2 separate regions of the Homo sapiens genome follow, and region 1 is linked to region 2. A link is an interaction called in ENCODE POLR2A ChIA-PET data of the cell type or tissue named here. Cell type or tissue: GM12878. All regions are shown on one strand. Links, peaks and the distances in the headings refer to the core of each region. The heading gives the core; the rest is flanking DNA.

Region 1 (8,342 bases), core at 55-8,054, 270 kb before region 2:
GTAATTGAGTTTAAAGTAGATATATTTAAAAAAATCAAATATATTTGTTTAATGTGTACAAGGGCCTTGTGGTAAATCAACTTGACCTAAGATACATTTCCTTCTATGTAGCAAATGAGCAATAATTTGGTAATTTTAAACATTTCAACAAGAAACGTATAATTTAGACATTTTTAAAAAAAGATTAAAATAGCCTTCCTACTCGCTCATGTATACAATTAAATTCCTTGGCAGTTTCTGTGGTATAATTCATAATGATTTTCATATATTATTAAATTTATAAAAATACAAAAAAAAAGAAAAAGCCTGAGTAAACTGTGAAATATTACCTAATCACACCCTACAAAATATTAATGTCAAAATTGAATTACAGAAGTAAAACTTAACAGAACTATAATGGGATGATTGATTCATAATCCTGAGATAAAGAAATGTTTCTTAAGTAAGATAAAACCACTAATCTGTTATGAAAATTGACATTTGACTACATAAGGCTTTAACGCCCTGATATGAACGGTATAAACAAAGTTAAAAGTGATACAACAAAATTTATTTTGTGTGTGTGTGTGTGTGTGTGTGTGTGTGTATATATATATGTATATATAATTTGACTTACGTATAAATATATAATTCTTAGAATAAATGCAGTCCCAATCAGAATCACAGGAGGCTTTTTTTTGGGTAGAAATTAACAAGCTGATTCTAAAATATGTATGAAAATGCAAAGGACCTAGAAAACTAAAAGCAATTTTGAAAAAGAGTATAATTGGAAGACAAATGACTACCTTGCTTCTAAGTCTTATTATAATGGTACTGGCATTGGATTGACAAATAGACAAGTGCAATACAATAATCAGCTTAGAAGTAGACTGAATGTTACTCAATTATTTTATTTTATTTTATTTTATTTTTAGAGAGGGTCTCACTCTGTCGCTCAGGCTGGAGTACAGTGTTACAGTCATGGCTCACTGCAGCCTCAACCTCCCAGGCTCAAGTGATCCTCCTGCCTCAGCCCCTCCAAGTAACTGGGACTACAGGTGTGTGCAACCATGCCCAGCTAATTTTTGTAGTTTTTGTAGAGACGGGACTTTGCTGCCCAGTTGCCCAGGCTGGTCTTGAACTCCTGAGCTCCAGCAATCCACCCTCCTTGGTCTCCCAGAGTGCTGAGATTATAGGCGTGAACCACCAAGCTCAGCCCTGATTTTCCTTTTTTTTTTCCTGAGACGGAGTCTCGCTCTGTTGCCCAGGCTGGAGTGCAGTGGCATGATCTTGGCTCACTGCAAGCTTTGCCTCCCGGGTTCACGCCATTCTCTTGCCTCAGCCTCTGGAGTAGCTGGGACTACAGGTGCCTGCCACCACGCCCAGCAAATTTTTTGTATTTTTAGCAGAGACGGGGTTTCACCATGTTAGCCAGGATGGTCTCGATCTCCTGACCTTGTGATCCGCCCGCCTTGGCCTCCCAAAGTGTTGGGATTACAGGCGTGAGCCACCGTGCCCGGCCTCAGCCCTGATTTTCAATAAAGGTGCTAAATTAATCTGATAAGAAAAGGATATCTTCAGCAAATGAGCTAGAACAACTGGATATCCATATTTTTTTAAAAAATAGCCTTTATACTGTCAAAAACTAAAATTTAATTAAAAACAGATTATAGGTATAAAAATAAAAGCTAAAAAGTCTAGAAAAAGAAACAGATTATCTTTGCAACTTTGGGATATGTGAAAGAATTTTTAGAACCCAAAAAGCACAAATCATAAGAGATAAAACTTATGCATAAGACATTATCAAAGTTAAAAACTTTAACTCTTCGAAAGATGTTGTTCGGTAGACAAAGACCAGGACAAAATATTCACTATGCATATATTGGAGAAAGGATTGACCTAGAATATATGAAGAACATAGTAAGATGACTGAATTTAAAAATGGGCAAAAGGTTGGAACATATTTACCCAAAGAAAATACATGAATGGCCAAGAAGCACATGAAAAGACTTAATATCACCAGTTATCAGAAAAGTGCAAATTTAAACCACAGCAAGATACTACTGTACACCCACTAGGATGACTAGAATTAAAAAGATTGATAGTACAAAGAGTTGGTAGGATAAGGAATAACTGGAACTCTCAATGCAAAGTGGTAAAACTGGTTTAGAAAACTGGTGGGTAGTTTCTTAATAAAGTTAAAATCATACTTAGTATATAACAGCTTTATTTTTAATAGCCAAAAAGCTGGAAAAACATTAATATCCATCAAAAGATGGGTGGGTAAACAGATTGTATAATATCCATATAATGGAAATCTACTTAGCAATAAAAAATAATTTACTAATAGAGACAACATAGGTAAATCTTAAAAACATGCTGAATGAAAGAAGCCAGATGTGAAAAAGAGTGCATGCTGTATAATTATATTTACATGAAACTATAGGAAAGTCTAATCTGTAATCAGTCATTTTAAATATAAGGAAAAAATTAACCCTCATATTTTGATAATTATATGTGCATCCCTACCTCAGTCTTTTATAACTGAGTTCAGGGAACAATGGTTTGGACTTCGATTAACCACAGAGAAGTAGCTGTGTGATAAATACATAGTTTGAAAGATCATCTTAAAATAAGTTAATTTTTTTCAAAACGGTGTTGTACCACACGTGAGTATCAACTGTTTCAGCTAGTTTGAGACGGATTTAGTGCTGCTACAGCTATGAATAAGGTTTATTGATATTTATATTTGGTCATTGATTAATGTTTGCATTTCTGACAGAAACCTCTTTGGCATCTGATGGAACTTCAGACCCCCTTCCCCAGTAATTTTACCAGTTCTTCCAAAGTTTCTAGCAAGGGTGTTCACTCGTACTTAATTCTGTGTTTTGCATTTCCACTTCTGATCTTCCTCAATTCATTATTATCAACTGCTCATTGTTAGTTTTTTTTTGAGACAGGGTCTCACTCTGGTGCCCAGGCTTTACTGCAGTGGCGCGTCTTGGTGTACTGCAGCCTCGACTTCCTGGGCTCTAGTGATCCTCCAAACTCAGCCTTCCAAGTAGCTGATACCACAAGTGCTTGCCACCACACCCAGCTAATTTTTAAAATGTTTTTGTAGTTACGGAATTCTGTCATGTTGTCTAGGTTGGTCTCGAACTCCTGGTCTCAAGCAATCCTTGTGCCTCAGCATCCCAGAATGCTGGGATTACAGGCGTGAATCAACAAGCCTGGCCCAGTATTTATTAATAATTTTTTTTTTTTTTTGGAGACACGGTCTTGTTCTGTTGCCCGGGCTGGAGTGCAGTGGTATGATCCCAGCTCACTGCAATCTCCACCTCCTTAGGTCAAGCAAGTCTTGTGCCTCAGCCACCTGAGTAGCTGGGATTACAGGTGCATGCCACCATGCCCAGCTAATTTTTGTATTTTTAGTAGGGATGGGGTTCTGCTGCATTGGCCATGCTGGTCTTGAACTCCTGGCCTCATGTAATCCTCCCACTTTAGCCTCCCAAAGTGCTAGGATTACAGGTCTGAGCCATCATGCCCGGCCTACTTTTTAAATTGACATTTCATTTAAATTTTTGTCATTTAAGGCTGGGCATGGTGGCTCATGCCCGTAATCCCAGCATTTAGGGAGGCCGAGGCCAGCGGATCACTTGAGGTCAGGCGTTTGAGACCAGCCTAGCCAACATGGTGAAACCCCATCTCTACTAAAAAAAATACAAAAATTAGCTGGGCGTGGTGGTGGGCGCCTATAGTCACAGCATGTACTCAGGAGGCTGAGGCATGAGAATTGTTTGAACCTGGGAGGCTGAAGTTGCAGTGAGCTGAGATTGTGCCACTGCACTCTGGCCTCGGTGACAGAGCAAAACTCTGTCTAAAAAAAAAAAAAATTATCGTTTAAAAATACATACAAATTGCATAGTGGCCAGGCATTGTGGCTCATGCCTCTAATCCCAGCATTTTGGGAGAAGGAGGCAGGCAGATTACTTGAGCCCAGGAGTTTGAGACCAGCCTGGGCAACATAGTGAGACCTTGTCTCTACAAAAAATTTAAAAATTAACTGGACATGATGGCACACACCCGTAGTCCCAGCTACTTGGAAGATTAAGGGTAGGATGGTTTGAGTCTGGGAGGCAGAGGTTGCGGTGAGCTGAGATTGCGACACTGCACTCTAGCCTGGGCAGCAAAGCAAGACCCTGTCTCAAAAAAAATAAAATAAAATAAAATTGCATAGTGGATACATGTATTATTTAACAAATAATTATAAAGCAAATACCTGTGTAGCTACCACCCAGGTCAAGAAGTGGAACACTGTCAGCATTCCAGGAGCCCATAAGCACCTCTTCCTATTTGTAATCCTTGCCCTCAGGCCTAGAGGTAACCATTCTCCTGACTTTAATTATAAGTTTCCTTGCTTTAATTTTATATGTATGTATGCATCTCTAAACAAAATAGTTTAAATTGTTTTTGAAATTCACAGAAATCATTGCATGTATATTGTGTCATGTTTCTTATCTCGCCATGTGAGAATCATCTGTGTTGCCTGAAGCTGTCATTCATTTTGTTTTGTGTAAAACCATAATTCACCTTTTTTCATTTTCTTCATTTTTTTCTAGATAGATTTTAGGCTGTTTCTTCAAAGTTTGCAGCAAATTACCTGTTTTTGCTATAGCAGAATAATGCTATTTTGCCATTTTAATTCTCGTAACAAAAAAGCATCTTATATCAATACAAGGTGAGCATCCAAATCCAAAAATCTGAAATCTGAAATGCTCCAAAGTCCAAAACGTAAAAAAAAATTTAAAATTTAAATTAAATTAAATTGTTTTGTAGAGATGAGGTCTTGCTATGTTGCCTAGGCTAGTCTCGAACTCTTGGCTTCACACAATCCTCATGCTTCAGCTGCGCCAAATGTTGGGACTACAGGTGTGAGCCACTGTGCCCAGCCAGAATTTTTTGAATACTGACATGGTCCAAGGAAATGTTCACTGGAGCATTTTGGATTTCAAATTTTTCAGATTTAGGGTGTTCAGTAGGATAAGTATAAAGCAAGTATTTCAAACTACAAGAAAATCTGAAATCTACATTACTTCTGGTCCCAAGCATTTAGGAAAAGGGATATTCAACCTGTATGCTCTTTATAATATATACTGTACTTTCATATATATTAGCTAACTTAATCCTCATTTCAGACCTGTGAAATGGCAATGCAGTATTTCATTTTATAACTAAGAAAACTGAGGGTAAGCCTGGGCAACATAGTGAGACCCTGTCTCTATAAAAAGTTCAAAAGTTAGCCAAATGTGGTGGCATGTACCTGTAGTCCCAGCTACTTCGGAGGCTGAGGTGGGAGGATCATTTGAACCCGAGAGGTCAAGGCTGCAGTGAGCCAGGATTGCTCCACTCCACTGCAGCCTGGGCAACAGAGCTGAAACTCTGTCTCAAAAAAAAGAAAGAGAGAGAGAAAGAGAAGAGAGAGAAGAGAGGGAGAGAGGGAGGGAGGGAACAGAGTGATAGAGCTTGTCACTTGCCTGAACTAACATTTCTAAAAAATTAGTGCTATAACTGTCACAGATCTTTTATTTCAAAGTCCAAATTCTGAATTTTTTAAGTTTCACACAAACTGAGCGTACTTAATACCTGAACTGAGTTAAGATATTTTAGATTAAAAAAAAAAACCTAGTTACCTGACATGCCCCACTGTCTAGTTTTTCACATCAAAACATTATTATTTTTCTTTGGAAGTTGACCTAAAAAGCATTTGTATTAAATTGCGGGTAGGATGTTGGAGTTTAACTTCATTAAGTTGTCAGCAGCAAAACTTCATGCAGGTAGGAGGCTGGTATCTGTAGCATTTGATTTAGGTGGCAAAAAGGAGGAGGGGAACTGATAGTGGATAATATTTTGAGTACAGAATACTATTGCACTTTTCTACTCATGTCAGTCTCATTTGTAAGCAAATTTAAGGAAGCTCACTAGCTAAGTCGCCTTGGATAAGCTATTTAATGACCAAGTTCCATGATGTTCTCTTTAAAAGTCCCTTCCCTTTCTAAAATCTTATGTCTTATGAATCTATGAGGTTGTTAAAATACTCTCTTGTGCTGTAGACCAGTCTGACCCCTTAGTTATGTGTGGAATTTGCTGAGCTGTATTTAAAGCCAAGTTTATATGTTGATGTTATTGTAAAATGACTCTCCTTCTGTTATCTAAAGATTTCAAAAAGTATAGGTTTTTAAAATGGTCATGTTTTAAGCAGCTTTCAGCTCAAGAAGTGAAAGTAACTATTAGTATAGTTATTAGTGGCAGTGTTGAAGTTTCTTGTGAAGAATTCAATACTTCCTTGAAGGTGTTTATATGTAAATATGTTTTACATATATATACTTTAGAAACCTGTTCTAAAAAAAGGAAATTTGTTTAGAAAAGCAAGAAGATAGAAGATGTATTGATATCACATTCCAAAGCATGTCTGAAACATTTTAAGATCCATATATTTACTTAAATAAAAATCCATGGAATTGCAAACATCTTCTTGGTTTGAAAATATATTTTAGCAGATCCATTATCTAAATGGAAATATGTAGCAATAGAAGTTATTGTACTTTAGGCCAGGTGCGGTGGCTCATGTCTATAATGCCAGCACTTTGGGAGGCTGAAGTGTGAGCTCAGCAGTTTGAGCTCAGCCTGGGCAAAACAGTGAGACCCTGTCTCTACACAAAATAAAAAATTAGCAAAGTGTGGCAGCACACATCTGTAGTCCCAGCTACTTGGGAGGCTAAGGCAGGAGGATCACCTGAGCTCAGAAAGTCAAGGCTGCAGTGATCTGTGATCATGCCACTGCATTCCAGCCTGGGCAACACAGTGAGACCCTATCTGAAAAAAAATTTTTTTTTTAATTTCACAAAGGCTTCTTAATGGGCAAGATTTTTGATCCAGGGTGAAATTAAACTTATTAAATAGCAGCACTGAAATAATGTTCATGAGACTGTATATTTAAGCCTTTTCTCTTATATTCCTGCTAAGAGGATTGGATGGAGGAAATAAGTGATACTATTCTTTGAGCTTATAAAACTTCACAGTATTTACCCAATTCATTGGCCAAAGACTGCCACTTCCTTGATTTAGAGTTTGGGTAAGATAAGGAATGTTCATCTCTGCTTAAATAAACATTCCAGGTTCTGAATTTTAATTAATGGCAAAAATGTAAACTTTTCTTTCTTTTGATATTCCTTGGATGTATGCTTAAATCTTAACATGTTATTTTCCTGTATGTTAGAGGACTTGTCCTCTGGACTGTAGAATCAGGGTCCTGAATTCATGCCTTGTTATACTACCCAGATTTGTGACACTGAGGGTGTGTGCCTTAACTTTACATTACATCTTTATCTGTACAGCTACAAAAATCACCGTCACTTCTGTCTTTCCAGGTTTAGAGTCGTGGCTTTGGAAAAAGCAAAAGGGAGGAATTTAATTTCACTTAATGTTCAGGACTCTGTGATCCTGTAATGTGGTTGTTACTGATCTATAGTTGGCAAAGCTTATAAATGTGTGAGGTCTCTTTCCAGAATTTACAAATAAGTGATTTATATTTCGCCATTTGGGACAAAAATGTTAACATCTCTTTGAACACAGTCAAATTGATACATCTTTAGTCTTTGATCTTTTCATTTCAAGGAAGGCTCATTTTCTTCATTCTACCACTCTACTTTTTAAACTTTATATCCATTTTTCTTGCAAACATTGTCTACACTTGTTGACTCTGCTGCTTTCCTTTCACTCACTTAACCTCCTGTAATCTGATGTCTACCCACACTACTTTACTGAAACTGCTGTTGCCAGCGCCACACTGTGTTTGCTGCACAGTCTAAGGAATAGTCCTCAGTCTTTCCTATCTCAGTGGCAGTTAATACTGCCACCCACTTTCTCCTTGAAACAGGCTCCAGTGACACCACATTTAACGGATTTTCCTCTTCTAATTCTGGTAACACCCAAACCTCCTTAGTAGACTTCTCTTTTTCTACCTATGATTTAAATGCTGTTCTTACTCAGAGGACTCTGTTGAGCACACTTTGCTTGTCATGATACCGTTTTGCCTAGAGATCATTCATTGCTTTAGTCATAATCTGATGATTGCAAAACTTCTCCTTGGCTTCAGATTTATATATCAAACTGTCTATTGGACATCTTAACTTGACTATTGTAGTAGTCTGCAAGTGATATAAACCCACTTCATCATAACTTCAGGCTAAAGAGGGAGATATGTTGCCTTACAAAACCAAACGTCTGGTGCACAGGTGAAACTGATCTTAGGGATGCCTAGAATCAGAGATTGATGTCATCTTGACTTCCCACTTCTCTTTTGC
Region 2 (8,342 bases), core at 187-8,186:
TATTCAATCCTAGAGAAGTTAGATAACTTGCCTATGGTCAAATTCTCAGAACTGGAGTCCAGATTTGAAGTAGGCTTGTCCAAATGCAAAATTCAAAGGCCAGTGACACCGTTACCATACTGTTCCCATCCTATGCAATGCACAGAAACAGAAGAGATTTTAGTGTCAGGATATAAAGGATAGATAATCAGATGACTAGCAAGGAAAGCCCCAAGAGAGGAGGTTAAAAGTCCAATACAAAGGCAAAATGCAAAGAACCAAGGTAGCTTCATAGTCCTCTTGGCTGCCAGAAAGAATACTTACAATGAGCTGGGCATGGTGGTATACACCTGTACTCCCAGCTACTTGGGAAAATTGCTTGAGCCCAGGGGCTGGAGGCCAACCTGGGCAACACAGCAAGACCTTGTCTTTAAAAACAAAACAAACAAACAAACAAACAAACAAAAACACTCCACTCAAATTAAGTTCAAAGGCACAAAGAAAAAAATCTGCAATGACAGAACCAGAAGAGTGGTTTCCTTTGGGAGACTGAGAAGGAAAAAGGGGAAATTTCTGGAGTGCTGGTAATATTCTTTATCTGTATTCTGTATCATGATACACACAGTAAAATATGTTTGTAAAAATTAATCTGGCAATGGCTGGGCGCAGTTGCTCACGCCTGTAATCCCAGCACTTTGGGAGGTCGAGGCGGGCAGATCACTTGAGGTCGGGAGTTCGAGACCAGCCTGACCAACAAGGAGAAACCCCGTCTCTACTAAAAATACAAAAAGTAGCCGGGCATGGGTGCAGTGGCTCACACCTGTAATCCCAGCACTTTGGGAGGCCGAGGCGGGCAGATCATGAGGTCAGCAGTTCGAGACCAGCCTGGCCAACATGGTGTAACTCTGTCTCTACTAAAAATACAAAAATCAGCCAGGTGTGGTAGCAGGCATCTGTAATCCCAGCTACTTGGGATGCTGAGGCAGGAGAATCCCTTGAACCCGGGAGGCAGAGGTTGCGGTGAGCTGAGATTGTGCCACTGCACTCCAGCCTGGGAGACAAGAGAGAAACTCCGTCTCAAAAAACAAACAAACAAACAAAACAAATTAATCATCTGCCAATGTATATTTAGGGCATATGGACTTTATGTTTTATAGTTCATTTCAAAGTTTTTCAAAAAAGTCTGGGGGAGGAGGAGAAATTATCTTTCCAACCAGTGACCAGGTTGGGCCAATTCTACCTCCTTAATACCTCACTATCCCACTTAACTGCTGCCACCACTGGGTCCAGGACCTTATCTCACACCTGAACTACTGTATTTGTTTCTAACAACAAAACATACTTCTTGGTGGCTGGGCACGGTGGCTCACACCTGTAATCCCAGCATTTTGGGAGGCCGAGGTGGGTGGATCACGAGGTCGGGAGATCGAGACCATCCTGGCTAACATGGTGAAACCCCGTCTCTACTAAAAATACAAAAAAATTAGCCAGGCATGGTGGCGAGCGGCAGTAGTCCCAGCTACTCGGGAGGCTGAGACAAGAGAATTGTGTGAACCCGGGAGGTGGAGCTTGCAGTCAGCCGAGATAGCGCCACTGCGCTCCAGCCTGGGTGACAGAGACTCCGTCTCAAAAAAAAAAAAAAAACCATACTTCTTGGTTTCCATATTATCTTAGTATAATCACTAGTAGTCTTACCTTTCACATGGAAAATATCCCAGTTTGGATAAAATACATGTCCAGTCTACCTGTATACCTATAAGCCTCCCTGTCTCTAGTCTGCTCCTCCCCACTCAATTACATCTCCAAAATGCTCACATAGTAGTCTTTATAAAACTGATCTTATTTCCAGGCTTTAAACCCTGCAACGGTTCTTTCTCCTTTATTTATAAGATGGAGTCCAAATTTCTGAAATTATCCAAACCCTGCTAGTACGTCCAGCTTCATCATTAAACATCTCACATCATGTACCATCATCCCCAAACATCCTAGACATTAGCCCCAGTGTTCTGCAACCTTTTTTTCATTTTCATCCCCTCCCAAAGAACCTTTCAGACAATTTTTCGTAAGCACTGCCCCATCTCTAATTAAATACTAAAGAATAAGACACTGTCAGTTTAGGGCTGAGTTTTAGAGGGCCACAAACCATACCAATAGCTGTGATTTTTTTTCCCACTCCCATAAAAGGCAATTTTTGCATCTTTGGGAGCGATATCACTTCCAACGGGAATGCCTGCTCTAGACTTACAGATTGGCTTCTTATTCTACAAGTATACATGGCTTGCCATCATCAGTACTTTTGCTCCTGCCTCTCTGCTTGGAATGACCTCTCTTGATCATCCAGAAATCAATTCATGACATTTAACACTGGGAATTCAATGCTCCCCCATGAAGCTTGTTCCCTTCCCCATCTTGCAATCCCAAAGCCCTACTCATACCTTTGTCACTAATAACTAAAACATTTATTACATTTATGTTTTCTTATGTCTCCCAAGTCATTGATGAATAGGGACCATGTCTAACTCCTCTCTACAACCTTGGTTTTTAATATATCAGATATATTATTTCTTAAATGAATGTACAAATTAATGTTATCATCTGGGTGAGGTAACCATATCTCAGTTTAAGCGGGACAGTCCCTCTTTAACCTGTTACTCTGAAATAAATATTAACAGCTTCTCTTTTAATTCACAAAAATGATTTGAACAACATATTGTTAATCTATACCTAGGAAATATAGGAAATAAAATTCTGAGCAAGAGTAGAACATAATCAGATCTGAGAGGAAGATCACTCTAGCAGCAAGACTCAATGACTCAAGCAATAATTTGGGGGTAGAAACAATAAAACAGACTGAATTAGAGTAGTAAAACTTGTAAGAAAAGGGCAAATAAAAAGATTCAGGGGACAAAGTTTAGTGGCAAGTTGCATCTATGAGGAATGAAGAGAAATAATACAAATTCCTAGAGACAGCAACTCGGCCAGCTGCCAACAGATTATGAAGGAAGAGGAATAATGATGGCTCAATTTAGGACAAGTGGTTGAAGAACCTGGAGGACAAGATGGTTGATATATGAAGCTGAAGCACATAAAATTTAGGGGATAAGTTGGAAAACATAATCCTAGGAGGCATTAGCCTATAACAACTAACTGAAACCAAGCTGCTGAGTAAGACTGTCCAAGAAACAAAAAGTTAGCAGTTCCAATGAATACGAAGTGCTACCTTTTTAACATATGATGACTTTACAAAATGTATTTCCAAATTTTGGCTTGTAAAATATTTATTCATCATTTAATATGTGCAAATCATGGCATTAAGCACTGAGAGGGAAATAAACATTAAGGGAAATATAAGGAGTTCATTCTGAAGTAAAAAAAGGAACGTTATAAAGAATGGTATTAAATGTGGATTGAGCTGAGAAACAGCCAAGTTCAAGGTCTAATTATGACTGTGGCTTCTTTAAGGAATTCTGGCATAATGACGCAAAGAAGTACAGGCATACTCTGTTTTATTGTGCTTGGCTGGTATTGTGGGGTTGTTTTCTTTTTTTTTAAATACAAATTGAAGGTTCATGACAACCCTGCATCAAGCAAGTCCAACAGCACCATTTTTTTCAACAGCACATGCTCACTTCATGTCTCCGTGTCACATTTTGGTAATTCTCACAACATTTCAAACTTTTTCATTATATTTGCTATGGTGGCCTGTGATCAGCAATCTTTCATGTTACTACTGTAATTGTTTTGGGGCACCACAAACTGTGCCCATGTAAGATGGCAAACGTAACTGATGTATGTGTTCCAACTGTTCCACTGGCTGTTCCACCTTCTCTATCTCCCTCTCTTGGGGCCTCCCTATTCCCTGAGACATAACAATACGGAAATTAGGCCAATTAATAACCCTACAATGGCCCCTAAGTGTTCAAGTGAAAAGAGTCACCTATCTCTCACTTTAAATCAAAAGCTAGAAATGATTAAACTTAGGAAGGCTAACAACGGCCCAAAGCCAGGCCTCTTGCACCACACAGTTAGCCATGTTGTGAATGCAAAGAAAAGGCACATGGAGAAAATTAAAAGTGCTACTTTAGTGAACAAAAAAATGATTTAAAAAAAAAAAGTGAAAAAGTCTTATTGCTGATATGGAGAAAGTTTGAGTGGTCTAGATAAACCATCAAACCAGCCACAACAGTCCCTTAAGCCAAAACCTAATCCACAGCAAGGCCCTAACTTTTCAATTCTAAAAAGGTTGAGAGATGAGATGGCTGCAGAAGAAAAGTTTGAAGCTGGTGGAAGTTGGTTCATGAAGTTTACGAAAAAAAGCCACCTCCACTAACATAAAAAGTAAGTTATCCTGAAGATCTAGCTAAGATAATTAATGAAGGTGGCTACACTAAAAATCAGATTTTTAATGTAGACAAAACAGCCTTATATCAGAAGAAGATGCCACCTAAGACTTCCATAACTAGAGAGGAGAAATCAATGCCTGGCTTCAAAGCTTCAAAGGACAGGCTGACTCCTGTTAGAGGATAATGCAGCTGGTGACTTTAAGTTGAAGCCAATGATCATTTACCATTCTGAAAACCCTAAGGCCCTTAAGAATTATGTTAAATCTATTCTGCCTGTGCTCAGTAAATAAACAACAAAGCCTAAATGACAGCACGTTTGTTTACAGTATGGGTTAATGAATATTTTAAGTCCACTGATGAGACCCACTGCTCAGAAAAAAAGATTCATTTCAAAATACTACTACTCACTGACAATGCATCTTGTCACTCAAGAGCTCAGATGGAGGTACACAAGGAGATTAGTGATTTTTTTCAGGCCTGCTAATACAACATCCATTCTGTGGCCCATGGATCAAGGAAAAGTTTCAACCTTCAAGTCTTGTTATTTAAGAAACACATTTCATAAAGCTACAGCTGACATAGACAGTGATTCCCTAACAGATCTGTGAAAAGAAAATTGAAAACTGTCTTGAAATGATTCATCATTCCAGATGCCATTAAAACCATCTGTGGGCCAGGCATGGTGACTCACGCCTGTAATCCCAACACTTTGGGAGGCTGAGGTGGGAGGATCACTTGAGCCTAGGAGTTCAAGACCAGTCCAGGCAATGTATTGAGACTATCACTTAAAAGAAAAAAAAAATTGTGAAGCATGGGAGGAGGTCAAAATATCAACACTAACAGGAGTTTGAAAGAGGTTGAATCCAACCTTTATGAATGACTTTGAAGGGTACAACACTTCAGTGAAGGAAGCAACTGCATGTGTGGTAGAAATAGCAAGAGAACTAGAATTAGAAATAGAGCCTGGGCTGGCTCCCAGCACTTTGGGAGGCTAAGGTGGGAGGATTGCTTGGGCCCAGGAGTTCAAGATCAACCTGGGCAACATAGCAAGGCCTCGTCTCTACAAAAAAAAAAAAAAAATCAGCCACGCATGATGGCATGCACCTGTAGTACCAGCTACTCAGGAGGCTGAGGTGGGGTCACTTGAGCCTGGGAAGTAGAGGCTGCAGTGGGCTGTGATTACGCCACTGCACTCCAACCTGGGCAACAGAATGAGATCTTGTCTCAAAGAAAAAGAAAAAAAAAAAAAAGGAAAGAAAAAAAAAAGAAATGAAGATGGAGCCTGAAGGTGTGACTAAATTGCTGCAATCTCATGATAAAACTTGAGTAGATGAGAAGCTGCCTCTTATGCATTAGTAAAAAAAGTGGTTTCTTGAGACAACCTGCTCCTGGTGAAGATGATGTACATATTGTTCAAATGACAACAAAGAATTTAGAATACCACATAAGCTTAAGCTTAGTTGATAAAGCAGCAGCAGAATTTGGGAGGACTGACACCAATTTTGAAAGAAGTTACTGTAGGTAAAATGCTATCAAACAGCATCACATGCTAAAGAGAAATCTTTCATGAAAGAAAGTCAATTGATGTGGCAAACTTCATTGTCTTATTTTAAGAAACTGTCACAGCCACCCCAATCTTCGGCAACTACCACCCTGATTGGTCAGCAGCAGCTATCAACACTAAGGCAAGACCCTCCACCAGCTAAAAGATGACAACTAGCTGAAGGCTCAGATGACTGGTTAGTATTTTTTAGCAATAAAGTATTTTTAAATTAAGGCATATATCTTTTTTTAGACATAAGGCTATCACACACAATAAACTACTATATGTGTAAACAACTTTTATGTGCACTAGGAAATAAAATTCACGTGACTCACTTTATTGGGATATTGGCTTTACTGCAGTAGTCTGGAACCAAACCTGCAGTATCTGGGAGGTATGTCTGTACCTTAACAGTTTTTGTTGTTTTAGTGCACTTAATTGTCCATGGAGTATTTAAGTCTGAAATTTTCCATAAGAATATCTTTGCAAATTGAGAAAGAACTAGCTCAGGAAAGACAATGTTCTGTGGAAGCTGAATCTATAAGTAGGAGAAATCTCTCACACACACACTGTGTTAGAAAGATATCTAAATGGCACACTTTACAACATGTGTCTGTACTTGATGTCTGGCTCACTAGGATTATGCCTGAGTTGATAGTTTCACCTAAGGACGACAGATGGTTCAAAATAAAGGAACCATTCATTTTGTCCCAGAAACACAAGGAGTTCTTTACTCATTATTTACTCATCAATTACACGATGCAAACAAATGATTTCAACATACTAATTCTCATCCCTTTGTATATTTTTCACAACGCTTTGCACCCAGTAGGTATTCAAGGAAAAATAAGCCAAACAAATAATTTTATCCCCTTCTATTTTACAGCTTATTAATTTGGCTTCTAGGGCACCACCACTCTCTCGGTTTTTCTCCTACTGCACTGTTTGCTTCCACTCATTCTCCTTTGCTGATTTCTACTCTTCTCCCCGACCTTATACTGATCTCATGTCCCATGGTACTCACTGTCCTTGGTCCTCTTCTATTCTCTACGTACACTCACTACTTGGTAATTTTACCCAGTCTCATGACTTTCAATATCTATAAACTGATGACTATAAAATTGTTATCTCCAGCTCAGGCTTCTTAGTAATACAAATTTGTATATGCAACCTCTTACTCATTTCTAACAGACATTTCAAACTTGACATGTTCAAAACTGAATTTCTGATCTTGCCCCTAAAACCTACTCCTCCTGCAGCTTTTCCCATCTCGCTGATGGCAGCTCAAACCTCTCTGACAATAACTCCAACACTCCAGTTATTTAGGCCAAAAACCTTGAAGTCATGCTTGATTCTTCTCTTTTCCTCAAGGTCCACATCTGATCTATTAGCAAATCCTGTTGGCTAACCCTACAAAATATTTCTAAAACTTAACCACTTCTCACCACTTCCATTACTATCACTATCACTTTAGTCAGAGTGACCATCATCTCTAACCTGATTTTATGCAATAACAGCCGTTAACCTCCTGCTTTTGCCCTTAAACACCTACAGTCTATTCTCAACACAGCAGCCAGGAGACTACCCAGTAAGGTAGTCAGGTGTAGTGGCACATGCCTGTAGTTCCAGCTACTTGGGAGGTTGAAGCAGGAGAATCTGTTGAGCCCAGAAATTAGTGACCAGACTGGGCAATATAGTGAGACCCTCTTTAAAAACAAAAAGGTAGGCCAGGCGTGGTGGCTCACGCCTGTAATCCCAGCACTTTGGGAGGCCAAGGCGGGCAGATCACGAGGACAAGAGATTGAGGCCATCCTGGCTAACACGGTGAAACCCCATCTCTACTAAAAACACAAAAAATTAGCCGGGCGTGTTGGCACACACCTGTAGTCCCAGCTACTCAGGAGGCTGAGGCAGGAGAATCGCTTGATCTCAGGTGGCAGAGATTGCAGTGAGCCCAGACTGCACCACTGCACTCCAGCCTGGGTGACAGAGCAAGACTCTGTCTCAAAAAAAAAAAAAAAAAAAAAGGTTAAGTAGGTCAATATCACTCCTCTGCTTCAAAATCTTTCAGTGCTCCCCCTCACTGAAAAGTCAAATAGGATGTGCCCTATGCTATGCATCATTATCTCCACTCCTCCTTCATCTCTTACTACTCTCACACCTGTTCACCCTTCTCCAGTCACACAAAGCTGCTTGCTATTTCTGGAATGCATCAAAACATGCTCTCAACATAGGGCCTTTGCAACGATTGCTCCCTTTGCTGGGAAAGCACTTTCTCCATATACCCCTATAGTTAATGCCATCACATGCATCAAGTCTTTGATCAAAAATCATCTTCTCAACCAAGTTAAACGAACCACCTTATTTAAACTGCAACCCAGCCCTTGCCCCTTGCTTTCAATCCCTCTTACTCTGCTCTTTTCTTTTCTAGCAATTATAAGCTACATATTATGTAACTTACCTTTTAGTATATTCAT

What was found. ChIA-PET counts read pairs that join two places held together with the same protein. Peaks named below come from ENCODE experiments on the same cell type or tissue, not always from the same donor. Only the 100,000 strongest peaks of a DNase experiment are listed, where the experiment ranks them.
Region 1: POLR2A ChIA-PET joins it to region 2 with 5 read pairs; 2 of 35 experiments call an interaction of 5 or more read pairs at or near these places.

What each region holds. Positions count from the first base shown.
Region 1 is chr5:131,350,053-131,358,394 of GRCh38, forward strand. The region is part of intron 2 of CDC42SE2 (CDC42 small effector 2); the gene reads left to right. Among named protein-coding and RNA genes, the nearest start is that of CDC42SE2, 90 kb to the left of the region's middle. RefSeq lists a silencer at 3,871-4,169 and enhancers at 7,681-7,730, 7,821-7,900, 7,921-7,970, 7,991-8,080. In GM12878, for the core only: a CTCF peak has its summit at 7,831; no DNase peak of the experiment used is centred there; H3K4me3 peaks cover 458 bases; H3K27ac peaks cover 1,652 bases.
Region 2 is chr5:131,624,205-131,632,546 of GRCh38, forward strand. The region is part of intron 1 of RAPGEF6 (Rap guanine nucleotide exchange factor 6); the gene reads right to left. Among named protein-coding and RNA genes, the nearest start is that of RAPGEF6, 6.9 kb to the right of the region's middle. In GM12878, for the core only: no CTCF peak of the experiment used is centred there; no DNase peak of the experiment used is centred there; H3K4me3 peaks cover 3,684 bases.